Regions from separate parts of the Mus musculus genome. Here region 2 is linked to region 1. A link is a contact called in ENCODE Hi-C data. All regions are on one chromosome and are shown on one strand. Each heading gives the region's core, a stretch centred on a gene start or an enhancer-like site at or near the end of the contact. The rest is flanking DNA. Distances are from core to core; before and after follow the strand shown. Region 1 has its middle 9.6 kb from the start of Gm31775. Region 2 has its middle 18 kb from the start of Zmiz1.

Evidence for each region. A loop is a pair of places that touch in the nucleus more often than their neighbours do.
Region 2: a map of T-helper 17 cell shows a loop between it and region 1 (4-fold over the local background). The contact joins two enhancer-like sites. A Hi-C loop is called at or near these places in 1 of 37 maps with a recorded cell type or tissue (T-helper 17 cell).

The regions. Positions count from the first base shown.
Region 1 is chr14:24,653,801-24,657,250 of GRCm38, reverse strand. No RefSeq gene overlaps it. Among named protein-coding and RNA genes, the nearest start is that of Gm31775, 9.6 kb to the left of the region's middle. Within about 2 kb of position 1,555, at least 1 of the 3 ENCODE cell types and tissues checked has a DNase peak (open chromatin) inside an H3K27ac peak, as active enhancers do.
Region 2 is chr14:25,439,086-25,442,535 of GRCm38, reverse strand. No RefSeq gene overlaps it. Among named protein-coding and RNA genes, the nearest start is that of Zmiz1, 18 kb to the left of the region's middle. Within about 2 kb of position 1,600, at least 1 of the 3 ENCODE cell types and tissues checked has a DNase peak (open chromatin) inside an H3K27ac peak, as active enhancers do.

The DNA of each region.
Region 1 (3,450 bases), core at 306-2,805:
GATGGCCTTTGCTATAGGAAGGAAAGACGAGCCAGGCATCTACTAGGAGCAGCTGCCTGCTGGAGAGCAGAGCTCCTCAGTAGAGGAACAGGCAACAGAGCAGAGATGAGCAAAGAAAAACTGTAGATAGGTGGGCGGGTCACCGAGATCTCAATTCAGAAAGAAAGCGAAGGATCTGAGGGCTTGAATTCCACAGCAAATTGTCTAAGTTCTCCCTCAAGCCACATTTCCTGGTCATTCAAGGAGCAGCTCTGGGACAGAAATTCAGAAAACAACAATTTGTCATTCTGCCATTATCAGGGCTTGGGGACTCTAGACTGCCCCATGTTGCCTTGGCACATGCTAGTCCAAGTCACTGTTGTACGTATGGGGTTTTAGAGGTAAACTGAGGTAAAAGTGTATGTGCAATGTAAAGGGGGTTGCCATTTAAATACCAGCCAGTTCGTAGGATTTTCCAGAGGAGTGGCCTGCTGGCTGGTGAGGAGACCTTTTCTATCTTGTCTGGGCCTTGAGGTTCCCACATCTGTTCACAGCATAGCTGCCATCTTGGGTTTGGTAATTCTTTAGGAAATATCTGAACAGTTCCCTTTTCCAGTCCCAGGCCTCCCTTCTGTAAAATGGGGATACAAATAGGAAGCTCCTAAAAATCTCTCTCTCTCTCTCTTTCACACACACACACACACACACACACACACATACATATACACACCACACACTCACACATTCTCTCTCTCTCTCTCTCTCTCTCTCTCTCTCTCTCTCTCTCTCTCACACACACACACACACACACACACACACACACTCTCACTCACACATCTGGAGCAGAGGATGTCATAACTTTCTGCCTCGTCCACACCCCTGCCTCCGCCTAGGAGTAGAGATCCAGCTCCCAGAATCCTGGCTTCCCACAGATGCAGTCCTGTCTTTAAGCATGTCTAACCAAGGTTTCCAGCCTGAGAGGAGGTTAACTCTAAGATCTTGCAGCAGGAAAGTAGGACATGTGTGACAACACCCACACTCATACACACATACACACCTTCACTCTGTCCTCCATCTTTTGTGCCCAAGTATGATCTTCAAGAAAAAATAAGCTTACGGGTGGTCTTGCTTACCCTTCATCTACCATCAGGGCTCCTCAAGAAAGTAGCCCTTCAGCTACCATTAGGGACCCTCAGGAAGGTAGCAAGGATGCAAAATAAGCCAGATGGAAGTCACCAGACCTGTCCTTTACTGACCAAACCCTCCTTCGTTTTGCTTTTCTGAAAGGGGAGTGTGTTATTCTATGAACGCACCACTGTAAGGCTGGAATGAAATAAGCTAACACAGTCTTCAGCAGAGTACGCAGAGTACACAGCTGGCACTCAATAAATGGCCAGTTTCTTTCCACAGACAAGGCTGCAGCCCCACCTGTTTCCATGGAGAAAGGCAGCTGCAAGGCTTACTTTAACACTAAACATAGCAGCAGTATCTTTCCTGTGCCCAGTGACGTGATGCCTGCAGCCAGGGCAGCCAGCTGGGGTGTGGATGTGTTCTCAGGCCAGATAAAGGACAAAGGAGGGTCCGGAGAGGAGCTGTGTCAGCAGTTAGGAAGGGCAGCACTGACAGTGACACGGGGCCCAGCCCACTCTTCTGATTCGATGCCCCAGAAATCACGATTGGCCCGGGGAAGCGTGCACTGCCTGACAATCAGTTCACGCCTGTCCCTATCCTTTTCCTACCTTGGTTCCCTGCTGCCTCTGGCTCCACCTGAAGGTCTTAGCTCCCCATTTCAGAACAGCCACCCCTGTCCCAGCCTGCAGGGACATCTCCAATCTGTGCTCTGAGGAATGGGCTTTTCTGCACCCAGCATGTGTGAACTTGGAGGCTGCCATCTGCCTCAAGTCAACGTTGAGGGAGACAAAGAAAAACAAGCCACCTGTACTCCAGGTCCATACTCTTGCCCTGAAAGAGCTACGTAGGATGGAGTTCCATAGAATGAAGCCCTATCCCTAAGCCACAGTATCTCCGGGACAGCCATAGGTTCTAGGAGCCCCACATAAGACGTGAGCCTCAAAAATACCATTTTTCTTTGCAAAAAGGTGTCATGACCATGGCATCAAATGCCCCTCAGGGGTAAGGGGATGCTGAGTTCCTCAGTTGCATGGTTAGGATGAGGCTGGAGCCTTCTAAGACTCCTCCAAAGAAACTCAGTGAGCCTATGATTCTGTACCAGGCCCAATTAGCCCTAAGTCCTGTTTCTCATTTCCAAATACACTTCACTATTTGAGGGTCTTAACTGAGGGGTGGGTTCCTGCAGAAAGACCCCTTAGCAGAGAGTGCAGCATGGGATGAGAAGCAGGAGAGATGCCTATTCTAACAGTCTTAGGAAGCCATCCCCAACGCCCTCACTTGCATGGGGAAGTCTTGGCTGGATGTAACAAACTAGTCAGAAAGGCCACTGTCCCAAGTCACCATATCACCTTTGCTCATTCCCTATGATGTTCTTCTTCCTGAAGTGCAGGGATCAACCAAGTATCTTAGGCATGCTAGGCAGGCACCCCACCACAGCGTCTTGCCCTTGATCCTTATCTTCTGGTGGGCTTCATGGTCTTGCTGTGTAGCTCAGGGCGCTCTTGGATTCCCTATGTAGACAAGGCTGGCCTCAAACTCATGATTTGCCTCCTAAACACTGACATGAGAGGCATAAACCACTGGAGGGTCTTCCAGAGACATCTTTGCTTTCCACATGTAGAGTAACTTGTCCTGAACACACATCTGGTCAGGCCATCAAAAAGTTAACGCACCCCAAAAACACCTCTACCTACCAGCTAGGATGCACCTTGGCCCCACCCCACAACAGGCAGTGGATAAAGGTGACTGCTCCATCCTGTCAGACACCCCACGGAAGAGTTGAGCCCAGTTGTTCACAAGCATATGCATAGACAGTCCCAGCAGCTATAGCATCTGGGGTAACCTGGCTCAGCTGGTCAGAGGCAGAGATGAGGACATGCAAAAAAAAAAAAAAAAAAAACCCACAAAGCAAGCAAGGCATAGGGCTGGGGATAGGGCTCAGTGGGTAGGAGCACTCCCTGCACATGCATGAGGAACAGAGCTTAGCACACACATAAAAAGTGGAACATGGTCAGTCACATAAGCTTCTAACTCTGGGGAGTAGGAGAGTCAGAAGGATCGCTGGGAATTGCTACTTGCCGGCCCCAGTGTTCAGTGAGAGACCCTGTCTCTAGGGATTAAGATAGACAGTGATAGGATAGAATACCTGTGAGAACATATCTAAATATGCATGTATGCATATCACACACATACACATACGGCAGTAAAGGTTCCACCTTGGTGACACTGCGCCCAATGCACAAACATATCTCCTATAGATACTGTGTCACAAGGCCACAGAGCCACCCAGTGGGGAGCCTGCCGGGGTCCTCATCCTGAAGGACTTTGGTGGCACTACTG
Region 2 (3,450 bases), core at 351-2,850, 790 kb before region 1:
GTCAGACATTGCCAGTTGGTTCCCACTGCCCGTAGCTGAGCCAGAAGGCAGCTGAGGGCCAAGCTTCGAAACTCTAGTCTACCATCCACCCGGGGTAGAGTTAAAGCATCCCACCCTAACTTACCCTTCTTTACTGGTCTGCCTAGCACAGGGGCTACAACAGAGCTAAGCAACACAGCTTCCCAAAGCTGCTGTGTCAAGCTCTTAGGATCTCAATTAGAATTTCAAGTCCACCCACTGTGGGGCCTTTAGCCACACAGTTTAGTCTCTCTTGAGTATCGGAAGTCTTAGCTCGTGAATGAGAAACAAGGAAGAGATTCTAGCAGCCAGAAGACTTTGGAGCTGGGATGCAGGAGGCCGGAGGCCTTGTGTGCTTAGCAGGAGCCGGAGGAAGCTTTAGTGGTCAGCCAGGTAGAGAAAGATGGCAGAAGTGATGGGGAGCTCTGAAGGCTGGTGAGAAAATGTGTGCTATGATCTTGTTCTAGAACGACCCTGAAGGCAGCAGAACAGAGCAGGACTGAAGGCCACCAAGGGGATTTCAACTCTTCAGAAAAAATAAGTGACTCACCTTCTCACAAAGAGCAAGAATCACAGAGGTCAGATTGTCTCCTCCTGCCCATCAGGGACAGAGTCCCCCATCTTTGCCTTGCTCCATCTGGCAGGTAAGAGATGGGAAGTCTCCTTTCCCTCGGTCTGCAGCATCCCTGGCATCCCTGGGGAGTGTTGGCACAGAACCCCCCTCCCAGGACCTGAGCATCCGTTTTTCATCAACTTCATGTTTTGAGAACCCCAGCTCTAGCCTTGGGGCCTGTTCCCTACATTCTGTCTCCTGGAGCAGGCCTAAGCAGCCTAGACAGCATGCTTCTGGATTGCCGTCACATTGGGCCAGGAAGAGAACAGGAAGAGGAACTCAGCCAGGGTGGTTATCTCCAGTATTCGTTCAGAAAAATGAGCCTCCATGACTTGGGTGGGGCTTTGAACAGGACCCTCCTATTAGTATTGCCAAGGAGGTGGAAATAAAACCACCATGTCCCCTGGTTTTCCGTCTTGAAGGAGGATATGTGACTAGAGCTACCTTTTCTTCAGCAAGTTTTTTATTGTTACATTGATTGATTGATTGAGGGTGCACTGCTAACAGTGTGGAAGCCACAGGACAATCTGCAAAGGTCTGTCCTGCAGATTGTCTAGCAGAAAAGATCTTTATACACTGAACTGGCTCGCAGCCCCATTCAGCAAGCTTCTTTAAATGAAGTCCGGCTTTGTCTTTTACAGTCTACAAGGGTCATTGCACCCATTTCCCAGATAGACAGGCCAGGGCCTAGGGCAGGAATTCAGGCTTCCTTCACAGTTTCTGGTCTGCACAAGAGAAAGGACATTGGTCTTTTCTATTCCTGAGCTAGCTTGTGCAGCACCTGGGTCCCTCCCCCCGCCCCCATGCTGCTCAGGTCTCATAATAAAGATGCTTCTCCAGTGTGTTCTAATTTTAACTGTCATTAGGACCTGTGTACCCTACAAGGCTGGCAGTCACACACCCATTGCACGAGCCAGCTGCTTTTTCTCTCTTGGCAATAGGACTTCAGTGGAGCAGGAACACTGTGCAAATGCCTTGAGCACCTTGCTTTGTGACACATGCTTCTCTAAGAATCTTAGGCTCTCTAGAACTCTCCACCATCTCTGGCACAGACTGCACTGTGGGATGGTGAGAGCCAAAGGATTGGGGGGGGGTGTGGTTTGAGGATGAAGGTCGTGTGAGCTACTACTGGGCAGCCACAGCTGGCTATGCCCTCTGTCCTCCAAGCAGCTCCACATGAAACAGTGTGGGATTCTGTCAATCCTATTTCCTACCCGCCCGCTGGGGGAGATGGGTCAGTGAAGGAGGCCATCTGCAGTTAGGGACCAGGGTGACCATCATATTCACACTCAAAAAAGCTCAGACTCTGGACATTTCTGAATAGGGATGCTCAATTTTTACTGGTTATTTCCTGCAGAATGGCTCCAAACCACCTCCCTCACTTCATTCCTTTCTTCCTTCTTTCCTCCTTTCCTTTCTTCCTCCCTTCTTCCTTTCCTCCATCCCTCTCTCCCTCAATCCCTTCCTGTTTCCTTTCTTCTTTTCCTTCCTTGATGGACTCTGTGTAGCCCAGGCTGGCCTCATATTCAAGCTCCTCCCCCTTAGCTCCTCCCCCTTAGCTTCCCGGGTGCTGGATTACAGCCTGTGCCACCACACCCACCAGGTTCTGCCTTTCTCTGCTTTGGGGCTTGAAGGCTGCAGGGAACAGCCCCAAGCCTGCCAGGAGCCAGAAACTCTCTCATTTCTCCCCTCCCCCTTCCTCATTGGTTTTGAGCTGTGAGTTCCAGGGAGCTCCTGAGGGCTGGGATTGGAAGAGGGTCAGACAGGGCAGAAAACAGATTACAGACCCAGGCCTGGAGTGTCATCTAGCCTTTTGCATCCCTGTAAGGATGGGTCTGGTGCTTTGCTCCAACCTTGACCCACTGAGGCAAGATGCCACAAGATGTCACAAGATGCCAGGGCCACACCATCTCAGGTCATGGAACTTCAGTGATGGTTAGAAAAGACTGGGTGATACAGACCCTGCCTAACCTTCCTGGGCAGGTTATCCTCCCTGAGGATGTCTGCCTTCCAATGGGAGACAGAGATTCGAGAGCTTGGCACTGCCAGAGGCAGGGCGGCCATGTTCAGCTTCCTAAAAGAAATCTCAAGAGTGTGATATTCTATTTTATCACCTTTTAGTTTATTTTGAGACCAGGTCTCACCAAGGGACTCTGGCTATCCTGGAACTCACTGCATAGACCAGGCTGGCCTCAAATCTAGATCCTCCTGCCTCTGCCCCTTTGTTGCTGGGATTAAAGGTGCATCACTCCACCAGGCTTGATGAGTGTGATATTTTAAAATGGGGAGGTAGCCGAATGGTCGTGCTTGTCTCGTGTGTGCAAGGCTCTGGGTTCCCTGGCACTGTGGCAATAAGTAATGTGATATTTCATGTACCTGCAAACTGTAGTCTGGCAGCATGCCCTCTCTACTAGTACTGCAAGCCTGTGTGACAGATGGAGAAACTGAGGCATAGAGAGTTTATGGTCTCTCTATAATCTCTTTTCTTGAAACTACAGGATCAGGGCCAGAACTACAAAGTTCATGACCAGCAAGACTGTCCGTGGGACAAACAGATAACTGAGACCCGACATAGCCAGTCCTACCCATGTTCTGGGTCCCTTCATGGTGTCAGGTGGGGAGAAACCAGACACCTCTGACCTCCACTTACAGTCTCTGTGTGGGTGGGTTGTCACAGACCTGTCTGTCACTGAGGTGTCCCGCGCTCCATGATTTCCTCACATATGAAATGAGAATCCCGTTGTCTGCTCTTTCTGATGCTTAAGGAAACTGACACTTGCTGGATAGATCTAGGGGTTCAAACCTGGGATAAATGCTTG